Linked DNA regions of Homo sapiens: region 2 is linked to region 1. A link is a loop called in an ENCODE intact Hi-C map of the cell type or tissue named here. Cell type or tissue: chondrocyte. All regions are shown on one strand. Each heading gives the region's core, and the rest is flanking DNA. Links, peaks and the distances in the headings are about the cores only.

The links. Hi-C counts contacts between places; a loop is a spot of excess contacts. Peaks named below come from ENCODE experiments on the same cell type or tissue, not always from the same donor. Only the 100,000 strongest peaks of a DNase experiment are listed, where the experiment ranks them.
Region 2: a loop joins it to region 1, with 3 times the contacts of the local background. A loop is called at or near these places in 2 of 110 quality-filtered maps.

Annotation. Positions count from the first base shown.
Region 1 is chr12:105,742,153-105,754,771 of GRCh38, forward strand. LOC107984435 (a long non-coding RNA gene) reads right to left here. Exons shown (of 4, transcript XR_001749305.2): 3 at 677-753. It overlaps CASC18 (cancer susceptibility 18), which reads left to right. Exons shown (of 5, transcript NR_110109.1): 5 at 1-1,911. Among named protein-coding and RNA genes, the nearest start is that of CASC18, 44 kb to the left of the region's middle. RefSeq lists an enhancer at 2,395-2,938. In chondrocyte, for the core only: no CTCF peak of the experiment used is centred there; a DNase peak (open chromatin) is centred at 6,859.
Region 2 is chr12:106,077,998-106,090,616 of GRCh38, forward strand. It overlaps NUAK1 (NUAK family kinase 1), which reads right to left. Exons shown (of 7, transcript NM_014840.3): 3 at 8,737-8,888; 4 at 5,867-5,932. Among named protein-coding and RNA genes, the nearest start is that of NUAK1, 55 kb to the right of the region's middle. RefSeq lists an enhancer at 2,894-3,394. In chondrocyte, for the core only: a CTCF peak has its summit at 2,780; no DNase peak of the experiment used is centred there.

The DNA.
Region 1 (12,619 bases), core at 2,896-10,895:
ATGAAACAGCCGTAGCAAACTTGCCTGCCGTGATTTCTCTGCTGAGATAATGGGACTTTTCAGACTCCCTGTAACTGAGATCTAGATAAAAAGAGACGTCTGGAAAAAAACTGGTCCCAATTGTCGCTTGGCTTTGCTTTCATAACTATCTGAGTGTGGCATATGTCAGACTTTGAAATGCTGGGTCTCTTGGAAATACAAATACCATCTGGGTCTGGATAATTCCCAGAAACCTAGGCTACTCAGTAGGAAATGAGGAGCTGGAAACATAATACCGAGACCAGGGGCTTGTCCTTGGGCCACCCTGTCTCGTGTCCTGGACACAGTCACATGACTCGTACAGAAAATGTCACTGGGAAGACACCATAAGGCTCATCTTTTCACGACACAGTGACCTCTGTTATGGACATCTTGATTTCTCTTTGAGAAGCCATCCCTCCCCCAGTGTGTATAGTCTAGCAGCCAAGTCCGCCTTGCCTCTGGCCAAGGGCAGCCTGAAACTCAAACAGGGCCCATCCCTTATCCCTGGATGGAAATCTTGAGCAGAGTGCCTGACGGGACTGAAGATGGCTGAAATTCCAGCAAGCAGACAGTGGTTCTCTGAAGAGGCTCCCCTCCGCCCACACCCATGAGTGTCTGCTCCCCAGATGCTCCAATCCTACTTCTCCAGCTTTACCTTCTGTTCCATAAGCTGCTTCATTTTCTTTCTCCAAATCCCTCTTTTGCTGGTTGGACAAAGATTGTTTCTGTTGCCTGCAATCAAATAACCCAAAAGGATGAACAGGTGAAATCATAAACATACTTTTAAGTGCCTGGAATATGCCTGCTTCTGTCCATCTTTCAACCCACTTGCATCAGAAGCCCCCTTGGAGGATGAGAGCCTGTCCTGTGAACCATGGTGGTTCAGAGTGGAACACAGCAGAGTGTGGAACACCAGGAATTTAGAGCAATCAGTGAAATATGATGTAGGCCTCTATGTCAGAAAAATTACTAATAAGCAGTTGATTATTAGTAATCAATAATAGCCTTCCCATTTTATATCGAGCACAGCAGTCAGCATGTTAAAAACAAGGACTGCTGGACACCAGCTGCGATGAAATGCTTTATCAGAGGACGGCCCTTGATGTCTATGTCCATTTGCAAGTGCGGCATTAATTACAAGGCTGGTTTAAGTATAATCAGTAAGTTTATATGCTGGATGCTCAAGATGATTTCTGGCTAAACATGGAATTTCTATTTCTATTTTCCTTATGTTAAAAGCCGGAACAGCAAAATGTATTCCTAATGTCACTATTATGACATTTACATCCCGAAAAGTTGCAGTAACTGATCAATACAATAGTGGAATGCCTGGAAACCTGTTCCTTTTTTGCTAAAAAAAGGAGGGCACTTTTTATGTCTTTGATGTGAAGTTCATGTTCTTTGACAGTGATTGATGGAATATGCTACAGAAAAGGCTGATTACATTTTACTAGAGAAGTAAAAAAGAAATGCAGGAGAATCCCACAGCTCTGGGATTGAATGGAAAGCAAAGGAGGAGCTCCTCTAGGGGGCTATGGGATGCCTCTGTGTAGCTATTGAATCTCTGGGGCCATGGATGAGAATTTGCTTGGTCAGTAGGTCAGCATTCAAGAGTATGGGCTGGATGCAGAGTAAACGACCTGCTGAGAGTAATGGCCACTGCTTTACTTCTGTCTTCAAAATCCTGAACAAGCTCCTCTTTTGGCCAACTCTAACCTGGAACCATGCAGATTAGGAAGAGAAAGAGAAGTGGATTGTGAGAAAGATTTTAGCTTGGTCAAGTTGATAACGGGATGATTCAGAAGAATGCAACCCTTATCAACTAGGTATATCTCTTTTTTCCTACATTTATTGTCCAAATAAAGCAAAATCATGCTTTCACCTGCCTGACATGATGCAACTGTCTTTCATACAAATGAAAACAGATTAGCGCTCTCCGAGATAGTAGACACTGTGTCATTTTATGCATTGCTGGATTATGTTTACCTGCACTACTAGCTGAATTACACTCCCCTTTAATATCCTGTAACTTAAATACCAACATATAAGGCTTACCACTTTTATTACATTTTGTATTACATAGTAAATTAATAGGAGAGGGGGCAAAGAAAGAAAAATTATATATGATATATGAATATATAATTAATAATTATATATTAAATATAATTACAAATATATAATAATTATATATTATATAATAAAATATATAATATAATATATAATATATAATAAAAATGTATATAATACATAATATATATAATATAATATATAACATATAAATATATATACAATACCAAAAAGGAAGCATGTATGTGCTACTTTGAATTCCAAAGCCTAGTACTCAGAAAAACACGCACACACACAGGCAGGCACACATATGCACACATGGGCACACACACAGAGGAGTCCTCTCCACACAATCTCAAAACATCCTGCCAAGCCAATAAAAAACAGTCTTAGCCACTCCAGGAAAAAACAGCCTGAAAACCTTCATGCTTCCTATTTTTATTTTGGAAGAGGAAAGAGAAGAGGTGATAGAGAAAGGGAGAAAAAAGAAGGGGATTGGCAAGGGAACAGCTTGGAGGCTGACGGCTGAACTTCCGGCCTTCTTTTCTTAGATCTTTCAGTACTCCAGGCTCACTACTGATATTTGTCTCCTGTGAGCTGAAACCTCTGGGTACTTGAAAGTCCATCACATCCATTCATGTGCTAAGGCTTCCTTCTTTCCCCCTTCTCGCCCTCTTTTTGCCCTCCCTTCCTAACAAAAGGATTTTCTCTTAACTTGAGTGTGCTGTTCACCCACCTTGGAAGGATCACCATTTCCTGGGCAGGAAATATATAATAATTATATATTATATATTTACTTTATTATATAATATATAATAATTATTCATTATATATTTATATATCATTATACATTTATATATTATATATAATTATATATATAAAACCACATACATATACTCTACCCTCAGTATGTGGTAGTAACTCAGTTTCCCCTTGAGAGGGTCAACTGCCCCCGAGGTGCTACAGTAACCCCTTTCTTCGCTTATCAATCTCCTAGCATGCAGACCTCAAAGTAGTCAGGTGGCAGTGTTAGTTTACAGTTAAAACAGCTGTTGTTTGTCCCTGTGGACAACCCCCTGTGAAAAGCACACAAAACCTGCTCCTGTTTTCTCAAAGCTACAGATGTCTTCTTGGGCTCTCCTTTGGAGCAACTTTCCAATTTCCTCTGAAACATGACCTTGGAATTCAAGGCATATTAAGTCTTTCACACACAAGTTCCATTTGGAAACAAAGAACGTGTAAGAAGAGGGAGGTGGAGGAGGAGAACATTCCTTTTCAAGGAAGGTGAGTTCTTCCAGAGGGGATTATATCACAGTCGTTCCTTGTCCTTGGCCCTAGCACCATCACCATTGTTGTTTGTGGATCTAAAGCTCTATTTTCTGGTGTGATGTGTCATGAAAAAACTAACATGAGAAACCTACATGGAAGAGCAATGAGATCATGTGATTCTTGGGACCTGGTGCTATATTAATTCAGAAATGTGAAATAATTCTGGAAACAAAACCAGGAAAACTATCCTCCAATCTTGCACAGGGCTTCTTTTAAAAATAATAATAATAATTTTATGAAGTTAAAAATAACAAAAATTATAGGTTGACAAAATATTGAACACTTAGTTCAAGACAGAAATTGGTAGAGTAGGGAGAAAGATTTGCATTGGCTGAGTTTTAACTTATAAATCAAGAAAAATCAACAGAGAATTTAATCCAAACATGCACTGCACATAGTTTCTACTGGACTTGTGTTACCGAGGTTAGTGTCGTGGTTGAGTTCGCTAGGAAGGAAGCACGAAAAATTGATGGCATCTGTCCTCTTAGGTCTTTTTTGCTTTCCTGATAGCTACTTCAGAGGCCTTGGCATTTTGTGATAAACTCTTCAGAGGACTGGTGAAAATGTAATCATGGGGGTTGAACAATTGGAAACCAGAAGTCTGTCTGTGTTTCTGGGACTCTTGTGAAGCATTTTCCCCTTGCCGCCAACAAGATCAGAGAATCTGGAGGTTCTATAGTAGTGTTGTCCTAAATAATGGAAAGCCACTAAGATGATAAGAAAGATTCAGAGTCATACCAAACCAGTGAAACTCAGGGTATCCTAGCCTCCTGTCACCACTACCATCTCATTCATTTGTTCAACAAAAACTTAGTAAAACACTGTGGCAGATGCTGTTGGTTATTGTCCATCTCCTTTGGGCCTTGCCACTTGTGTGGACTCCAGCCAACTTCTTCTGCCAGTATCTGTATCTCTTTGTTTGAGGGATTCTCCAAAGCCATTCTGCCACACCCACTTCTAGATGAAGAGGTGAGGAATTGGTGCCACCTGGAGCAGTCCCCCACCAATGATTGGCAAGAGTTTCCTTATAAATACCTCAGCTCCCTTACTCCTAATGCTGAGGTGCATTTCTCTACCATATCCCAGTGTCCCCATGGGACTGAGCTTCTGTGGCCCATGACATTAGCTGCTCTGATGGCACATCCTTTACCATCTGCTTTCCTTCCCTGTGTAGCTCCCCATCCCCTCCCAGTGTTTTCTACACCTCCCGAGTCCACTCTTTCTACTTGCATCCTCACTCAGAGTCTACTCCTGGGGAACCCAAACACCTACTGTGTGCCAGGGATTCACTGATTGAGGATACAGCAGATGATGAGATTTCAGACACCAGTGACAGGCTGGTGGGAAGATGTTTGATGGAAGTTTGAGAATTTATTCTAACAACTTACTTCATAGAATTTGTATGAGGCTTAAACTTATAAAACTCTTAAAAGAGTGTTTGGCATATAGCAGCAACTAAGAAATTATTAGTTATTATATTCATTATTCTGATGAGCTAAGGCATTGGGTGTTTACTAGTTCTCTTGTTAAAATAGAAACTTCTACGCAAAGGTAGTACATTAAGCTCTTAGTGGCCATTAAAGCTTTAAGAGGAGTAGATTTATCAAGAAGCTTTCATCACTGTGCTAGACTTTGAAGGAATGAGTCAAAAGGCAAAGTAAGCTTTAAAGGTGGTGGGGGAAGGAGCAAGAGCTGACTGACGTGAGCCCTGGGATCAGTTCCTGGGATCTCCTGGTAGGCAAGAACCATCCTGGGGCTCCAGGTTGCCTGAGTGCCAAGGCACAGTCTAGAGCAGGCAAATCCAGGCTTCTCTGAGTCCAAAGCCCTCAACAGAAAAGTGGCAGTGCTGAGATTTGAACATAGGTCGCACTCATTCATTTATTCATTTAGCGTTTTCATAGATTTGTTCAATATTTTTTTTTGAGTTGGAGTTTCAAAGGTTATCAGAGGATTCCCAGTGGAAGAGCAAGTATTTATAAACCAATAGTGTGCAATAAAATATCCTAAGTGCTTTGGGAGACCATATGTGTGGGTCAGAAACAAGAGAATGGCTCCTTCTGCCCTGGGAGGAAGGGGAGGAGGGTCAGGAAGAGGGAACTCTTGATCTGAATTGTGACAGGTGGCTGACCCTCCAGCCTACTTCACTCCATTGCATCCCCAGTGCTGGGGCATGGGCAAGTCACTTCATTTCTCTGAACCTCAGTCAGGTTCTTCACTTGTGACATGGGGATCCTCACCCCAAACTCACAGGGCAGCTCTGAGCATTGCAGAAGAGGAGGTGTGGGAAAGTACTGAGCAGCACCTCTGCAAATGCCATTTTCCATGCAAGATGCAGCTAAGAAAACTACTTCTCAATATGAGGATCACCCAGGCCTGAGGGAGCCCTGGCACAGGCTGCATGAGGACATGAGCAGGAGGGCACAGACAAGGAGGAGTCAAGCTCTGGACTCAGATGGCTTCAATCCAAATCTTGGCTTTATTCCTTATTGATTATGTGACCTTGGGCAAGTTCCTGAACTCTTTGAGCTTCAGTAACTTCATCCATGCAGCGTGAGTGATAATATTAATAGTTCTCACCTCTTGGTATTGTTATAAGAATGAAATGAGATAATTTAAGTGCCTGGTGCACAGTAAGCACTCGGTAGATGTCATTATTATTTAGAAGGAACTCCTGGTAGAGGGAAAAATTATGTGACAAGGTTCCTATCCTCTACATGTGGATGACTATCATTCAACAATCTAGGATTGGGTCCAAATGTTCGACACTTTAGATTTAGCGGGCTTTGTGTTTTGACTCACTGGCTGCAGATATTGGCAATGCCTGACTCAGGTACCCTAGACTTTCTTCTCCATAGGCTGAAGGCTCTGTACTGGACACACCTGTGACTCCCTGCCTAAGAGGATGCAAACTTGGTCTGCACACCCGGCAGGCTGAATGTGCCCTTAGACACCATGACAGAAGAAAGCTGATGGATGAGCACCCCAACTTCCTTGCCTTCTTGCTGGGGTGTGATTCTGAGGCATTTCTACAATGACCTTGCTAGTCACCCTGCAAGATTCAGTTCCAGTTTCCCATAGTGGTAACTAGCTGAACAACACACTCCTTATTACCTTCTTTCCCTTCTCTATCTTGGGCTCCCATTCCTCCACTAGTATACTCTAGGATCACCTCCTAAGTAAATTAACTGCACTGAAATCCTTCATTATGGGTCTGTTTCTGGGAGAACCCAAACCAAGACACTCACTGGCATGTGCCTCTAAACAAGTTCAACACGGGCCAAATGAAGTGCAAGGTCATATAGCTACCTGCATATAATCACAACTGTCTAGACAGCCAGTTCAGGCCCAAGCAGATTTTTGCTTGCTTGAGTTATTTGGGTTGGCTTGGCCAGGCAGTCCTGGACTCCCTCCAAAATTCTTCCAGCCCCCGCTTTCCTTTCGTCTCAGAGACTTAACCTCCGAAGCTGGCAGGCCTCAGATGGGAACAACACAGGATTCTGCGAAGGGTGAAATGTGGGCTGCTCCTGTGAGCAAGCACAGGATAGAAATGCAGCTTTTCTCTTGTTCTCAAAATGAAACACCAAGGCCCTCCCATCTGCTCTGAGTCCAGAGATGAGGCTCAAACAGTTCTCCGGAATCAAAGCCACTATCAAAGGTGAGATATCAACACAGAGTTGGAGATATGTATGGGAATGGGAGCAAGTCGTCACCACTTGGAAACACTAATAGCAGGTCCACCCTGGGGTCATTCACATCTGGCTCCCACGTTACTCTCATGACTATACAGCAGAGGTGATGTGATTCATGCATTTATTATGATGCCCAGGCCCTCGTGAAAAGTCTGCCAGCTGAGCAGATGGAAAGCACCAAATTCATCTCAAATTCAGAGGTGGGAAGGAGATTTAATCATAGCAGCCCTCCTCTTCTCAATAGATCCCCTTTGAGAAGGAGCAGGGAGGAGCCAGGATCTCAACATTGCAGAACTAGAAATGAGAGGGCATGGATTTCAAGAGAAGACAGAAGCCATTGAGGTAGTAAAGAAAAGTGAGCATTTATTGAGGGCCTCACATGTGCTGAGCCTTGCGCTAAGTAAGCACATCATACACATGATTGTAGTTAGTCTCTCTCCCTTTCTCTCTTTCTCTCTCTGACTCGCTCTCTCTCTCTTTCTCTCTCTCCTTCTGTCTTTCTCTTTTGCATATATTATCCAGGTTTAGAGATGGGAAAATTGAGATTTAGAAAGGATAATTTTTTTGCCCAAGATCACTTGTGCAAAAAGAGGGTAAAAGAAATGAGGTTTGACCTAGGTGTAACTTACCCTAAGTTTGTGTTCTTATCCATGGCACTTAGAAAGCCTGACTCATTAGAAAACCATGAATTGTGACCCTTCTGGTCCTCATTACCAGGTCTGGCAATAGACATTTGGGGGTAAATGTACCCCCTGTTAAGTACTAGCATGGAAGATACAAAGATAAATAAAAATGGGCCCTCCTTCCTTATTATCACTTTGATTTTTTTTCTTTCTGTGCCTTTTATCACCACATTCAATTATCCAACAAGCTTCTTTCACAAAGTCATCCAGACTTTGACCTTCCTTTTGACTTCCCGAGTCACCAGGTGATGGGTCCTCATCACGTCTCCTCTGGGAGTGTCATGGCCTCAGCCACCTGGTGACCTTTCTGCCTTCAGTTTATTGGGATAACCTTTTGAACCATAACCTCTGCAATGTCACCTGATAGGCAGAAGCTGACATCTATTCCCTCTGCTATCATTGGGACACACAGGGAGAGAGGACAGGATTGGGAAATGAGTGGCTCAGAATCTGGCCTTGCTCTGCCATTAACTGCTGGGTGACTTTGACCAAGTCACTTCTCTTTTGGGGCCTCAGGTTTTCATCTGTAAAATGGAAGAATGGGATTTAGGGGTTTGAATTTCCTGGGAGTGTTTTATGGGCCTCTTTACAGGGTTTATTCATTCATTATTCATTAAGCCCCCAATATGTGCCAAGGATTGTTCTTAGCAACAGGGATTGAGCAGTGAATAAAAACAGAAAAAGCACCTGCTTTTGCTAAGCTTACTTACTTTCTAATCAGGGAGACCAGCCAGGGTGGTGGCTCACACCTGGAATCCCAGCACTTGGGGAGGCTGAGGCAGATGGATCACTTAAGGCCAGGAATCTGAGACCAGCCTGGTCTGGCTGGTACAAAAATAGAAAAATTAGCCAGGTATAGTGGTGCATGCCCATGGTCCCAGCTACTTGGAAGGCTCAGATGGAAGGATCACCTGAGTCCAGGAGGTCAAGGCTGCAGTGAGTCGTGATCATGCCACTGCCCTCCAGCCTGGGTAACATAGTAAGATTCTGTCTCAAAAATAGACAGAATGATAGATAGATAGATAGATAGATAGATAGATAGATAGATAGATAAAGGAGACCAACAGTAACACATAATCTATTTCAGGTAATTGTCAGTGCTGAGAAGAATAACAAACTGGATAAGGACACAGGGAGACAGGGTGCTATGCTAACTAGCTGGCCAGGGAAGGACTTATGGTGGTGTGACAAAGCCAGGCCTGAAGGCGGTGAGGGGCAGAGTCATGCAGGTGGGTAGGGTGGAATTCTCCAGGTAGAAGGAACAGCCTATGCGAAGGCCATCATGGGTGTGAGCATGGCATATGTAAGTAACAAGAAAGGGGCCAGGCGTGGTGGCTCATGCCTGTAATCCCAGCGCTTTGGGAGGCCGAGGCAGGTGGATCACCTGAAGTCAGGAGTTCAAGACCAGCCTGACCAACATGGAGAAACCCTGTCTCAACTAAAAATACAAAATTAGCCGGGCATGGTGGTGCATGCCTGTAATCCCAGCTACTCATGAAGGCTGAGGCAGGAGAATCGCTTGAACGCCGGAGGCAGAGGTTGCAGTGAGCCAAGATTGTGCCATTGCACTCCAGCCTGGGCAACAAGAGCAAAACTCTGTCTCAGAAAAAAAAAAAAAGTAACAAGAAAGGGACCAGTGAGGGAAGTGGAGTCACTTACAGCATGGCAGGGAATACTGTTAGAGACTTGATGAGGCACATGGTCATAGAGAGCTTGGAAACCCTGTAGGACTATTGGAACTCACCAGAGGGTTCGAAGGAAAGGAATGACAAGACCCAACTTAACATTTAAAAATGTAGCAATCGAGTGTAGATTATCAAGAGGGAATTAGGGAGATCAGTTAGAAAACTTTTGCAAAATCCAGATCAGAGAGGGTGGTGACCTGACCAGCATAAGAACTGTGGAAGAGAAATGCTCAAATGTGGAGTCACACTGGCAGGATTTGCTGATAAATGGAATGTGGAGAGAAAAGGGAGGCAAGGCTTATGGCCTGCAAAGCTAGAAAAATTAATTGCCATTTACAGAGATGCGAAATTCTGGGAGGAGGAGCAGGTTTGGGGGGCGGTAAGGAGTTTGGTTTTGAACACTTTAAGTTCAATAGCTAGTAGACATGTGATGTAATAGTAGACATGTGTAGCTAGTAGACATTTGCTTTATAAGTCTAGCATGCTGAGAAGCTGTCTGAACTGGAGAAAGAAATTAGTGGCTCATCAGCATTAGGGATGGTGTTTAAGTGGTGACACTGACTGAGCTTAAGTAGGGAATAAGTATGCATAGCAGACTGGGCTATGGATCACAACAGCATTTAATGACAGGGAAGAAGGGAGAACCCAGTAAAAGAGGCTGAGGAGGAACAACCTGCAAGATAGAAAGAAGATTGAGAAAGGGGCATCCTAAACTAAGGGGACAAGCCTTCAAAGAAGAGGATGTGATGAGCCGTAGCCAATGCTGCTAACAGGGCAAGACGGAGGAGGACTGAGAAGTGACCACTGGATTTGGTATCATGAGGGCCATTGATTGCCTTTTAAGTGTGATTTCAGTGAACTGGAAAGTTGTGAAGAAGGCTAAGTGTGCAGAGCTCTGACCCCTTCCTTGGTCCCCTCCAGCCAGTGGCAAAATCTTGGCTCACTGCAACCTCCGCTTCCTGGGTTAGAGCGATTCTCCTGCCTCAGCCTCCTGAGTAGCTGGGACTACAGGTGCACGGCACCACACCTGGCTATTTTGTGTGTGTGTGTGTGTGTGTGTGTATTTTAGTAGAGACGGGGTTTCACCGTGTTGCCCAGGCTGGTCTCGAACTCCTGAGCTCAGGCAATCTGCCTGCCTCAGCCTCCCAAAGTGCTAGGATTACAGGTGTGAGACACCATGCCTGGCCAAGTTTTATCAAAAGAAAATAGATCCTCAATAATCTGGACACCAAGAGAAGAATGGAGACTTTTCTACCTCAATGTGAGTTGTAGAGGAGAGAGGAAGTTTCAGTCCTCCAGACCTTCAGACCACCTGGTCCACCATCCTTAGGAGACTAGATGAGAGGCAGCTGGGCTAGGGTAGGCTGAAGGAAGAGGTCAGGGTGGGATCTTGAAGGATGCTGTATTAGTCTGCTCTCACACTGCTAATAAAGACATACATAAGACTAGGTAATTTATAAAGAAAAAGGTTTAATGGACTTACAATTCCGCATGACTAAGAAGGCCTCACAATCATGGCAGAAGGCAAAGGAGGAGCAAAGGCACATCTTACGTAGCGGCAGGCCAGAGAGCGTGTGTAGGGGGAACGGCCCTTTATAAAACCATCAGATCTCGTGAGACTTATTCGCTATCACAAGAACAGCATGGGAAAAAGCCGCCCCCAAGATTCAATGACCTCCACCTGGGTCCCTCCCATGACACGTGGGGATTATAGGAGCTACAATCAAGATAAGATTTGTGGGGGGACACAGCCAAACCATATCTGATGCCTTTGGGGTGTTAAATAAGAGGAAACCTTGCTGGTAAGATAGGGTACACAGAAAAGCACACAGAGGGAACCGGAGCTCAGAATCCAGAGGCTGGCAGGCACCAGGGAGCTTTGTGGGAGCCAAGCTATAGCCTGCAACTCATCTGTTTCAATTGCATTAGCAACACATACCACCATCACCTGGGAGGAACCACATAGCTGCTCTGTCTGATGAGCTTTTGCCACCACCTATCTTACCAATTTTGTTGGATTTTCCAGCTGAAAAGATTCCTGCTCATGCTCTTAAAATTTTGCAGCTCTGATCCTCACTACCCAATTGGACACACTGCTTTTTAATGACTCAGGACACTTGTAAATCCCCTGAAACAGCATGGGTGAGAAGGTGGTGCTCTTGATACCCAATGGGACCAGGAGATATAGATGAGAAATTCTCCAGCAGTAGCACCTGGATTGAGTTGGACAATGATGAGAGTCACCTCAGATACAAGAGATTTTATTTGAGAAAATATTTTTGATCTTAAAAGTGTTTAGGAAGATTCTGGTTTCAGCTTCAACATGTAAAGAGCTTAGAAGTTGTCACTCCCATCCTCACAATGAGAAAAAAGATGAAAAAACTGAAAAGCAATTATTTTTCTTAGACCCATCAGAGATCTGAGATTACAGAGGAAACCACCACCCTGAAATCTGGAGAGTTCTTAGGAAGCCCAAAGACAATAGAAAACCCAAAACAAGGACAAGAGAGACGAATTTGAAGCCTGTGGCACCCACAGATACAGCAAACATTAAACGCAGTCCAACATGTAGCCAGGTTAACATACATCCTCACATTAGAGGCCTATTTACCTTTGTTCCTATTACCAGATACAACATATTCAGCTTTCTACAAAAAATTGCAAGGCATTCTAAAAGTCAAGGGGAAACAGTCTGAAGAGTCAATCTGAGCAGCAAAACCAGACTCAGCCATAACACAGATTTTGGAACTATCAGCCACATGATCAAGGCCAACGTCAACAGTGATGTTGAGACAGAGAGTTCCCTGGACCCCTTCGTGGGACTTGTGACAGGGGTGGGGCTTTCTTACTCGGCCACTGTGCTCAAACTCCTTGCAGGAGCGGGAGCAAGTAGGTGGTGGGTGCCGGGGCCGGGGCAAGTAACTTTTGGCCTCTGGCCCCATGGTAGCACCTAGGGGTGTGTTACAATTAATGCTCTTTTAGCAGTTGCTGTCCACAGATAGCTAAGTATTAACCAGCTCAGTGGAGAGTCGGGGTGACAGCCTTTTACACTCTGCCCTTTTGGTACCAGTTCCTTGTCCGGTGTCCAGGAAGAATCAGGTCACAAAGACTTGAAGGATGGTGAATGTGGAGGTTTTTTTGAGTG
Region 2 (12,619 bases), core at 2,488-10,487, 340 kb after region 1:
TTTGTTGGAAAATGGAATTGCAATACCGCCAATCACTTGGTGCTGTGAAAATCAAAGCCAGATTAAACAAGAAAAGAATTAAAATAGGCCAGATGTGGTGGCTCATGCCTGCAATCCCAGTGTTTTTCAAGGTTAAGGCAGGGGGACTGCTTGAGGCCAGGAGTTTAAGGCTGCTGTGAGCTATGATGGTGCCACTGCACTCCAGTCTATGCGACAGAGCAAGACCCTGTCTCTAAAAATAAAAGTAACAGTAGCAGCATTGCTATATGCCAGGCACGGTTCTGTGAGTGCTACATATATTGATGTAGTAAATTCTCACAACAACCCTATCTGGAAGATTGCAGATAGTGGAATTCTAAAATTATCCTTATTTTGCAGATAAGAAAACTGAGGCACAGGGTGGTAAACTGGCTTGCCTGAGACATCGGTGAACAGCTGCCTTAGCTGTAAAGTTCTACATAAAGGGGAGTTATTGCTGTCAGGTGGCTGACGAGGAAATGCACTTTCTGTGTAACTCTTCGGGAAGACAGCAATTCCATCCAGGAAGGTACACTCCATAACTCCTTTCCGGCCTTGGAGTTGATCGCTGTGGCTTCACTCAAGACAGCCTCACTCCTGAGTTGCCAGGAAGTGAAGGCAGGGAGTGGAACAAGGAGCAGAAGTGAGTGGGGTCGGCTTCTGTCTTCAGAGGATCTAAGCTCATGCTGCCTCTCTTAAAAGAAAAGAAATTCCCACCAGGAACAATGTGAGGAGGCTCTTAAAAGAGGGCGCGTCCAAGCAGCAGCTCCCATGGATGTTAATTAGCAGCCAGTGCCAGCTCACAGCACACAGCCCTGGCATCCCCGCATGGCTACTCTGGCCACCATGACTCAGCCTGGCCATCAGCCACCATTAGCACTTGGAGAGTCTCTCGCAGTGATAGCTGTCTGCAAGCCTGCCTGCAGACAAGGTAAGGCTGACCAAAGCATGGACCAAACAGTGCCCTCATTTGATGTGCTCTTAGATGTATGGCAAATTTGGATAGTAAGAGTAGAGAGTAGAATTCATCAGGTGTCTGGTCTTTAGAGTCAAATAGCCATAGGTTTGTAGCCAGTCCCATCACTTATTAGCTGCAAGAGCTTCCTCTTCTGTAAAATGATGTAATCACACCCACCCCGGTGGAGACATTCTGAGGACCAAATGAAATAAGGTGTGGAAGGTCTGACATGGGGCTCTAGCTTCTAGCAGGGGCTCAGTAAGCATTACTTTCCTTTTCTAGTCTCCATGCTGTGTTCCTGTGCTTGCTGTTTCTTCCTCTTGAAAAGCCATCATCATGCTCCTTACTATCAAACTCCTACCCATCCCTCAAAACCCAATTCAATCCCTCTTCCTCCATGAAAGCTTTCTGGTCCATCCAGCCAGACAGACCCACTGCTTCCTGCTCAGCACTTCCAGAATACATTACACAGGGCCATTTGGCCCTGCCAAGGGAGAAGGATCAGGGAAGGCTTCCTGGAAGAAGAGGCAGTCAAGCAGAGACCCCAAAGAAGGAGCAGGCAAAAAGGAATGAGCAGAGCATTCCAGACAGTGTGAACCATGTGTGCCAAGGTCAAGAAGCCAGAGAGAGCTTGGTGGATGACAGGAATTCAAGTCCTATACCAGGGGCCTTCCCTGACCACTCTAGGTAAAAGAGCAACTCTATTCTTCATTCTCATCCTGCATGGATTTTCTTCACTGCCAGCCAATTACATTATGTGTTTATTTGTTTACTGCTGTGTCTCCAACTGGAATTTTAAGCTCACTAGAGCAGGTACCTTCTCTTCTTCACTGACTTCTGTATCCTCCTCACGGCTCATTATCACTGCTAGTTTAACAACTGCGAGATCCTGAGTTCCAAGACAGAAATTTGGCCATCTAGTTCACTATTAAATCCCCAGCACAGGGTCAAGTACACAGTAGGACCTTAATGAATATTTCTGATCAAATAAATATTGCCCAGAAAAGACGTTCAATTCCTCAGTGAATAAATGCAGGAATGGATGAGTGAATGCAGGTATGCGTGGATATATACACACAACACATGAATTGATTAATTCATGCATGAACACAGAGCTCTCCCATTCATATCATCAAAGCCCAGAGGCTGACTCTCAGCTGCCCCACTTGGTCTTATTAAGCTTCAGAGGTTTCTATCTCATCTTGGCCCTGGCCATTCAAAGCTTCTTTTCTTATCCACAGCAGCCGCGCTTCCATTGTCTTAAGGGGCAGCAGGCCATTTCCCCTATGCCCCTCTACTCTGAGCCCTGGGAGCTCACCAGATTCCCAGCCCTCTTGGAGGAGGTCGGCTGACCCTGGTGCCTGGACCTCTTCTCATTGTAAGACATTTTTACAGGAGCCTTCTATGGGAATTGTCAGCATTCCATTCTCCCAGAGAGTGGGCTGTGAATTTGGCCCGTTTTTTATTAATTGCAAATTAGTGCTGTGCTTGGTGTCTATTTTAGTAGACATGCTTCCAGAGTACGGAATGCAGCCCAAAGCAGCACATTGCTCTCATTCTTTCTGCTGACCGACTGTGTGAATATTTTTAGAAACCACACCCTCTCGCAGTGCCAGATAAATAATTTCCAATGCCAGATGTGTGCTCTGCAAATCAACATCAGGCAGGGAAGGGGAGAGGAATGAGCTACATGGCTCTCCCCACCACTGCAGCGACATGTGACAAGTTTAAACCAGTAGCATTTATATAGGCTTCCTAGGCCAAAGTCCTCCACCCTTGAAACGTGGAAAATGGATCCACATTTAGAGAAGCACCAGAGGGGGCTCCAAGAGAGGATCTTGCTGCTCATGTCCCGCTGGTTCGTGGCTCGTGTGTCTGTGGTCCCCCAGGTCCAGACACGGATGGCAGGGGCTCTCTTGAGCACAGAGGCCGGCTTGTGGCCATGTATCTGCCTGCCTTTGCCAGCATGGGTCCTTTCTAAATATGTTTCAGCAAAATGCTGAGTCAGGAAGAGTTGAGAATATACCACCAGAAGACAAATCAAGACCAGCTGAATCACATTTTTTTAAAACCTTGGAAGTGGATGGGAGATGATGAAAAGATAATTTGCCTGGAAGTCAAACACATGAGTTCTAATCCTGGCTCATCATTCCTTTATTCCAAAATCAAACCATTTTGAAGTACCTACTGTGTGCCAAGCACTAGTCTACACTCTGGGGAAGCAAAGACACAATAATTTAGTCCAGACTGATTCACTGTGTGATCGTGGGCATTATCCTCTAGACTTTCTGGGTCTAATCATTAAAACAAGGGGTTGGAAAAATGACTCCCAAAGTTCTTTAAAGATGTAGGATTCTCAGACCTAAGTAGGATTCCTTGAACAAAGAGGAAAGGAATTTAAAAGTGTTGATAATGGGAAGATCTGGTTTCTCTTTGGGACGTATGTGTGCATGCACACCCGTGCTTTACCTTGGGAAATGCCAGGATTAGAAATTCTTAAGGAAAGGTATATGCCTAAGCCTTAATTGATAATACTGCTTTGTGTGTGTGCTCTTTCCCTCCATCATGCACAGGCACCCTAGGTTGAAGAACTTGGTGCAGGGGAACTGTCAGGCCCAACATCATTGCCCTTTTGCTTACACAAATGAAGCCATTCTCCTGGGCTCCTGCCTCACTGTTTCCCTGCACAATTGCTTTCAGAATTCTAATCATTCTTTTCCTCCATTAGGGAATTACATGATTTCATAGAAAGCTATGTGTCTTATCACTTCTGGGAATACATCATGGGACCAAGAGGTCACACTGCACCATAGAACCCAACCCCTAGGCAAGAGGCTTACATTCCAGGCCTTGTAAAGATGACATTTAGTTTTGAGAGCTCTGGGGGCAGGTGGCAGGAAGGATCTGGAGAGGAAGTCAATAAGGTTGATGACACAAACCCTTAGAAAAATGTGGTGGCCCTCAAACCAAGACCAATTTTTCAGCCATGGCCTGACCACCACTCCCCAGGACCTAGGTAGGCACCTTCAGAGCAGCTGACTTCCGGTTCAATTCCCTCTCCAGTGGCCAGCCACTTAAGAAGGCTCCCAGTATAGTAACAGTTAAGCATGAATTGCTTTGATTGTAGTATTGTCTAAAATCTTCACGTTTATTATTGACTCTCCAGGACTGGGCACAGGGCATTGCACACAGTAACAGTTCAGAAAATACTCCTTGAAACAAAAATGAACAAATAAACAATAATCTGCAGAGACAGGAACTGGCAACTCTTGACAGATGAGGAAACTAAAGCCTAAATCATCAAGAAACTTACCCCAAATCCTGCCATTACTAAGGGGCAGGGTTGAAATATCTAACTCCAAAGCCACTGCTTTTAACTTTGACTCATTTGGACACGAGTGCTTAGCAGTTTACAAAACTAAACACAGAGTGTCTCATTCACTGCTCTAAGCAGGCCTGTGAGTAGTACTGTTACCCCGTTTTACAGCTGAGGAAACAGGGTTAAGTGGTTTTCCCAGTGTCAAGAAGCTAGTAAGCCATACAGCCCGGAATTTCCTAACTCTACAACCAGTGCTCCTTCTAGAATAATCCAACCACTTTGCCAGAAATAGACCCTGCGATTCCACTTCCTATTCCCATGGAGAACTACTTTGACCAACTATTTCCTGCTTATTCTATAGACTACATGTGACTACGGTCAAACACTCTGCAAGAGCAAGAGGTCACTGGGTCATGGCTTCCAGGGGCCTCTCAAAGGATGATGGTGACTAATGGTTGCTGCCATGATCTGTACAGAGAATCCCAACACCAAAGCAACTCCATCCTTCCAAGCAAGGAAACAAGTCTCATCACACGCTCCTCCACTGATAGCAGCAACAACAAAAAAATCATTCCCATGCTTTGCCCAGGGACCAGGGATAAGCCACTAACGTCACCAGCGGCCAATTGGAGGGCTCCTGCTGGTGCCGGGAGTACTAAGGCCGTTTCATAATGAAACCCATGCAGCGAGCTCCGTTTATTTTGAAACCGTATTTGCTTATTTTGTAGACGTGGTCAAAAGGACATTCAGAGGGCTCCCTGGGAGGCACTTGAACCCTGTGGGCCAGGAGAACTTTCTCCAGCTCCAGCAGCAGCCAGCAATAATACTCTCCGTGCAAGTAAACTCCAGCACTTGCTATTTCCCAACAGCAAGCACCATCCCCATTTTAGTCAGCTTCCCAGGTCTATGGCTGGTTTCAGGGGTGGGAAGGTGGAGAGGGAGAAGTAGGAGACAGGGTGGAGAGTGACAAAGAAATAGCCAGGCAAAGAGTTCCAGCTCTAAAATAATTTAGGATCCTGCTAGCAAATCAAGCAAAGCGACTTGAATTTGGGCTCGTGAAATCAGACAGACATGGGTTCAAATCCCAACTCTACTCTTTACCACTGGATTACCTTGGGCAAATTACTTAGTTTTTCTGTGCCTCAGTTTCCCTATCTGTGAAATTATGTAAATAACAGTACCTACCTTGTAGAGTTGTTGTAAAGATTGAATTTAAGTGATAGCAGGCAAAAATATAAAATACATATGAAATATGTATTGGTTGCTAAAAGTATTGTTATGGTGATGATTTTAGACTATGAGCTTCCTGAGGAGAGACACTGTATCTCAGTCATCTCATCTTACCCAGGGAGGAAGAACAATGCCCGGCATATAGTAGGAGATCAATAACTGCTTGTCGCATTTAATTGTTTGAACTGGACTTGGAGCTCAAGCAAAGAGACTCTTCCCCACCAGCCTGCCAGGTAGGAAGTGGCTGCCTTATTTCCAGGCTGCGGCTTGGAGCAGGTTAAGCCTCCATCCGGCTGCAAGACCCAGGCCCTGCATATCAATCGACGACGCAAGGGCTTTACCTTAATATTGCAGTTGTCATCGAGCAGTATATTTTCCAGCTTCAAGTCCCGGTGGACCACACCGTTCTGAAATGAGAAGACAAAGAGGGAATTGAATGGGAGCGGCTGGGATGAGAACAAGAGAGAAAGAGGAAGGAGGAGGGTGAGCAAAGGGAAATGTCTGACAGATTAAAGAAATGCACCAGCCCGGTGGTCTTCACCTCCATCCTTCAGGCTGCTCTCACTGTCTTGACGCTCCCCCGCCAGCGACCAACCAGCGACAGGAGAGCATTAGTCACTTGCTGTGTGGTTAAGGGAAAAATGACTGGAATCTGTTCTCCCCCAGAGCCTGTAAAACAGCAGGGGGATTCTTTGTCGGAATGTAATTCCACTGTGTGAAAGCAATATAATCCCAGGCAGCAGCAAACAATGTCTGTCTGGACGGGATTCCCAGGGAAGAAGCAGATTTCTCTACTGGGGACTCAAGATTGTGGGGCTCACAGGCACTCCTCATCTGTCTGTCTGTGTGCCTGCCTGCCTACTCAACGCTGGAAAGACATCTGGCTCAATCTATTCCGACCTGTTTTGATCTGTCCTGAGGATAACATTTCCTAAGCAACCTGGAGAGAAGACTCAGAAAGTCCCTCTCTGCTCAGCAGGACTCAGGGCTGGGTGAAAGATGAAGCATGAGAGCAGACCAATGAGACTGGGACCACTGGCCTGACCAAAGCAGGTGGCTGCCATCCTGCCTGACCTTTCCATTCAGGCAAACTCTGGCAAGGCTGGAGGCTGAACTTCAATGACCAGCAGCCAGCCAGCTGAAACGTGAAAAGCAGTCATCAGCCAATAGGCTGTCGGTCTACACAGCAGTAAACACTAGCCTTCTTCATTCTTTTTTAAGACCCGATTATCTTTTTAGGGGGTGGGTGGGCATGGGAAGAGCAGTGGGCCCGAAAGAACTGGCTATTTTGGGGTGAGTGGACAAGTAACAGGGGACATTGAATGATTCTGAACATCATTCAGCATAAAGGACATCTGCAATCGAAGCTGCTCTTTTGAGCAAACCAACAGGCATGTTTATGGGTGGTTCTTTCTTGTTTATTTTCCTTTTCATTTGACCATTCTTAATATCTCCAAAAGCACTGCTCAGAGGGAGAAATGAAAACATGTATTTCTACTAATCTTTTTCTAATTCAAGCCTGCAATGAGGTCTTCTGAATTCAGAAATGCACAAAACCGAGTCTGTTAGAAGAAAGATGTGGACTACAAGACACCTGATTCCATTAATTTTAAACATCAGGAGCAGTTTGGTTTACATTGCTGCATTCCTGGTTTTTGTAATAAGATGGAATGAGTCTAATAAAGCCTCATTCATACAGAATCCAAGTGTTCACACACTTCCAATATCAAAAATATCACCTCTGTGGTGATTTACAATGATACCTCATGATGAAATACAAAATATTATACGATTCAAATCATGAGCACATTTTGAGTCAACAAAGAGAGGTCAAATAATGTTCACATGAGTTAAGGGTTTTAGATTTGAGTAACTGTTCTCTAATTACTTACAGAGCCACTCTCAATTAAACATAATATTTAACAAACCAGGAGGCCCCATGTTGAGATCATTTATATGAAGAAGTTGACTCTGTTTTGGATGCCCTGTTGGACTCAAGTCACGTTATCCTCAAAGTAAATGACTGTTTAGGGTGTGACAGATCTGGAGAAAGTCTGAATGAGATGAAATTCATGGCCAAAGTGATGAATAACAATAATGGCTGAGACATGGCTTGTAGTTATCTGTGTACTTTATGCCTTTTCCAGAAACCAAGAGTGGCTCTACTGTGGCTATATTATTATTGTTATTATTATTATTTTGGAGATGGGGTCTCACTTTGTCATCCAGGCTGGAGAGCAGTGGCACCATCATAGCTCACTACAGCCCCAAACTGCTGTGCTCAAGGGATCCTCCTGTCTCAGCCTCCCAAACAGCTGGGACTACAGGTGCGCAACCTCATGCCTGGCTACTTTTTAAAAAAAATTTTAAAGATGGATCTTGCTATGTTGCCCTGGCTGGTCTTGAACTCCTGGGCTCAAGCAATCCTCCCCCCTCAGCCTCCCAACTAGCTTGGATTATAGGCATGAGCCTGTCTGCGGCCATCTTCTGAGCACATCCGTGCATGTAGGTAACCTATGCAAGAAAAGGCACCAAGAGCATAGAAAGGTTTCAAGAACATTTCTCCTAGTAATTCTACTTCTGGAATCTCTCTTAAGTAAATTATTCACATGAGAGGAAAATATTCATATATAAAGATACTGATCACTATTTGTCATAATCAGAAATTAGAAACAGTCTCAATGTCCAACAATCAAGAATTACAAAGAATTTTTAATAATATAGGAAAATATTTAGATTAAAGTATTAAGTAAAAAAGCATGACACAAACGATGTAAAAATGAATCCACCGTGGTACCCTAGATTGGATGCTGGAACAGAAAAAGGTCATTGGTGTCTCCATTTTGACAAATGTACCACAGAAATGTAAGATGTTAATATTAGGGTAAACTAAGAAAGGCATAGATAGGAACTCTCTGTACTACCTTTGAAACTTTCCTGTAAATCTAAAATTATTCAAAATTAAAAGTTTACATAAAAAAATAAATGTGAGAAGGAGGAGGAAGAAGACTGAAAGGAAACAAGCAAAAATGTCAAAAATAGATTATCCCTGGATTCCAGAATCACGGGTGATGGTAATTTTCTTCTTTCTAGTTCATAAATTCTCCATACATGCTCCCATGAACAGATATCACTTTTATAATAGGAAAAAAATCATGCAGTGCCATAAAAACCATCTACGGCCAAAGCTGCGGGCCAGGCGCAGCCATACCTTGTGACAATAGTGCACAGCAGAGACGATCTGCCGGAAGAAGTGCCGGGTCTCCCTCTCACTGAGGCGTCGCCGCTCACTGATGTAATCGTACAGCTCCCCTTTGCTGGCATATTCCATGATGATCACAATCTTATCTTTGTTCTCAAACACTGCAGAGGGAAAACAGCAATACACAAACACCCCGTTTAGCCAACAAGCTCACTTATGCTACAGAGAATGCGAGAGAGGACAACGGAGATGTCGCCAGGCAGAGGATCGACTGATGGGTCAGAACACAAATCAGCCAATTCAGCATCACGAGGCGTGGGGCGTGCTGTCCCGCCAGGTGGAAAATGGTGTGTGTCACCACCACTGTTCCTGGACACGCCTTTGTCATGCTAAGGGAAATGTGGTTCCCTTTTCTGAGGACCCCACTTTCCTTGTCAAGATCATTTCTCATACCCTCTCCCAGAACGGCTTTCCTGTAGACAGGATGATGGGTAACAACAAACACAACCAATAATTTATTAACCACTGGATACGGACCAGGTAGCCGGCCCTGACAGAGCTACTCTGACCCCAAAATGGGTGCTCAATCTTGTCATCTCTTTATAACTTCCCATCTCAGGCAAATAAAACCCAAAGCTTTTAATGTGGCCCACCAAGTCGTGCACGATCCCATGGGCCCCTCTCAGCCCTACTACACACCCATTCCATGTATTTATTTATTCTGTCTCCCCCAGTCAAATGTAAAAGGGGGTTGTCCTGTTTCACTCACTGGTGTATCCTCAGCACCCAGAACAGTATTTGGCACAGAGTAACATAGTAGGAGCTCAGCTAATATTTATTAAATGAGTAAACTCAAACTACATAAAGGCATTTCTGAACATTAATAATAAATAACAATATAGCACTTACTGTGCACCAAGTTTGTGTGTAAGGTTTTAAGTACCTCACATGTACTGACTCATTTAAACCCTATGACAAATAATCAGGGAAATATCTGTAATTTTACCATTTGAAAGATGAAGGCACTGAGGCCTAGGGAGGTTAAGAAACTGGCACGGCCTGCAATCAGGCAGTTTGGCGTCAAAGATCAAGTGCAGAACTACCAGATGAGATGGCCTCCCAAAGAGCTGGCTGGAATCAGCAGGGCTCCAGTCCCCAGCATGGATGGGGAACTAATGCCGCAGGTTGCAGGGCCGCTGCTACTATGATCTCAAGCCGGTTCCCGGCCACCAGGTCCAGCCCCTTCTCACTCAACCTCCACACCACCAAGGAAACAGTCTTCCCAAATGCTTGTAAATGCTTCTTTCTACCCAATGCTGATGCTCTCTAGCCGTTATGTTCAAAGTCAGGGTTCCAGGCAGATGGCCAGGGACCCATGCAAGGAGGCAGGGAGAAGGGAGGCCACAAATGACAGGCTGTCCAAAGCCACTCCATTGCCACCTGTTTCATACTTTGGACTTTCACATAAGATGTCCTTTGAGCAAGGATAAAATAAGCAATATTTGTTTTGAAATCCATCATCACTCTTAAGGGATATAGTACAAAAACCTTTGTAGGCTACCCAAGACCCTCCCTGAAGGTCCCCTGCCTACCTCCCTCCATCTCATCCACTTTTCTAACATTTCCATCAGGCCCCCTATGCCCAGCACCCTAATTCATTAGCCAAGACTGTGCTCATATGTGGTTTCCACAGCGCCCCTCCCACTGCACTAGTCAATACTTGCCTCATAGCACGTGCAAACTGTGCAGGTTTATTTCTTGGTTTACATACCCAGGTCCTCTGCCTAGACGGACAGAGCTAAAAACTATAGTGTTGGAATGAGATACTCCTAGGGCTGTGTGATTCTAGGGATGTTGCTTGCCCTCTCTGGGCCTCAGTTTAGTCAACTACAAAACGTGAATAATATTAGCAAGTACTTAGAACTGCTGGGAGGACTTATTGATACCAGTTTGTTCAATGTTTACAAGGCCTTCCCCTTACAGCATACACTCAATTATGTTAGCTATTATTGTTGCTATCAATATTAATTCATCCCCAGAGCCTAGCACCAAGGCAGACACACATTCAATGAAGAACTGAGTTGACCTGGAACCTACCCTAGGCCTGGGTCCCCTGTCCTCCCATACCTTGTTGCTGGCTGCTAGAAGCTCAGACCCCTCCAGTTCCTTTTTGGCTCCTTCAAGTCCAGCCAAACCTCCCTGATAAAATGAAGGGGGAAGGAGGAGGGTAGGGAGGAGGAGGAGGAGAGAACATCCAGATAAAATTGGCTGCTCCAGCGTCTGCTGGCCTCGGTGTACCCTGCAGCTTTGGCTCCTGCCAGGGATTTCAGCCTGTTGTGCACTTTTCATTAACAATAAACCTTGGAAACTGGAAACACCCCGACTGCCTCGGGATGCATGGCCCAGGCCCCAAAAATGAAAGAGTGATAGGCCCTGGAGAGGGCAGCGGGTTTTCTAATTTTAAAAAGGAGGGATGTAGGAAGAAGGAAAGTACTTTGACAGGTAAATAAACAAGAAGACTCACACCCCAAAGAGTCTGGCACGTCTTTAAGGGAGCCAAAGCCTCTGGCCCTTCAGCGACTGTCGGGAGGTGTGAGCCACTTGCCTCACACAGACAGAAGGGCTGTTTCAGTGGCTGGATTCTTCCCTCTCCAACTGGCTGATTTGGTATCAAGGAGACACAAACACAATTCGGTTCAATACAGTCCAATACACCAAATATTTTACTAAGCAGCTTCCATCAATCAGTCCTACTGATCCTGTCTCTACAATATATCCCGAGTCTGGCCAGGTACGGTGGCTCACGCCTGTAATCCCAGCCCTTTGGGAGGCTGAAGCAGGTGGATCACTTGAGGCCAGAAGTCACCAGACTGGCCAACATGGTGAAACCCCATCTCCACCAAAAATATAAAAAATTAGCCGGGTGTGGTGGCAGGTGCCTGTAACCCCAGTTACTGGGGAGGCTGAGGCAGGACAATAGCTTGAACCCAGGAGGTGGAGGTTGCAGTGAGCCGAGATCACACCACTGCACCCCAGCCTGGGCAACTGAGTGAGACTTCATCTCAAAAATAAAATAAAATATATCGCAGATCTGTCCACCTGTCTCACCTCCAAGGACATCCCTTACCCCCATCCTTTCTGGTTGCCAGACCTCACACTTGCCTCCCTGCTGACTGCATTTGGAGGGGTCAAGAAATAGTTCCAAATGCATATTCCATGGAGTACTCATTCTGCAAGCTATCTTGAAGAAGAAAAAATTCCACAGTCAAACCCAAGCCAAACATTAATACTTGATGGTCCTCAGAGAGCCTGGTTTCCTTAACTCAGAGTTCTGCCAGTTGATTGGGCCATTTCAATCCTCCTATTGGCATCCAGAAGAACTCATATGGAGCCAGTTTGGGAAACACTGGATGAATGAGATGATACCCGAGGGATAAAACTGGCCCCTCATTCTCTCAGGCAGGGCCAGTGAGCAATCTGGTCAGAGAACTGTCCGAGCAGCCAGGCCTGGCTCTGGGACACCATCCCCCAGTCCCCCATAGGAAGAAGCCCAAGTCTCACGGTCAAGGCCCTGTCACCTTAAATTAATTGAGAGCAAAGAAGATTTCTAGATTTCAAGCCTCAGTGTTTCATCAAGGAGGCCAGAGCTGTTACAGATGAAGCTTCTTGAAGCCTTTCTTAATAACAGCAAAATTTGCTGTAGGCTTACCATGTGCAGGCACCATGCTAATAATCATTCTGCATGAATTACATCATAAGGATTCGGTACTATGAGGATCCCCATTTTACAGATGAGAACACCTGGGGCGACAAGGTGAATAATAATTCCCATAACTACAAAGAGTACGAGGCATAGCCAGCACTGGGCCCAGCAGTCTGACTGCTACCCCCA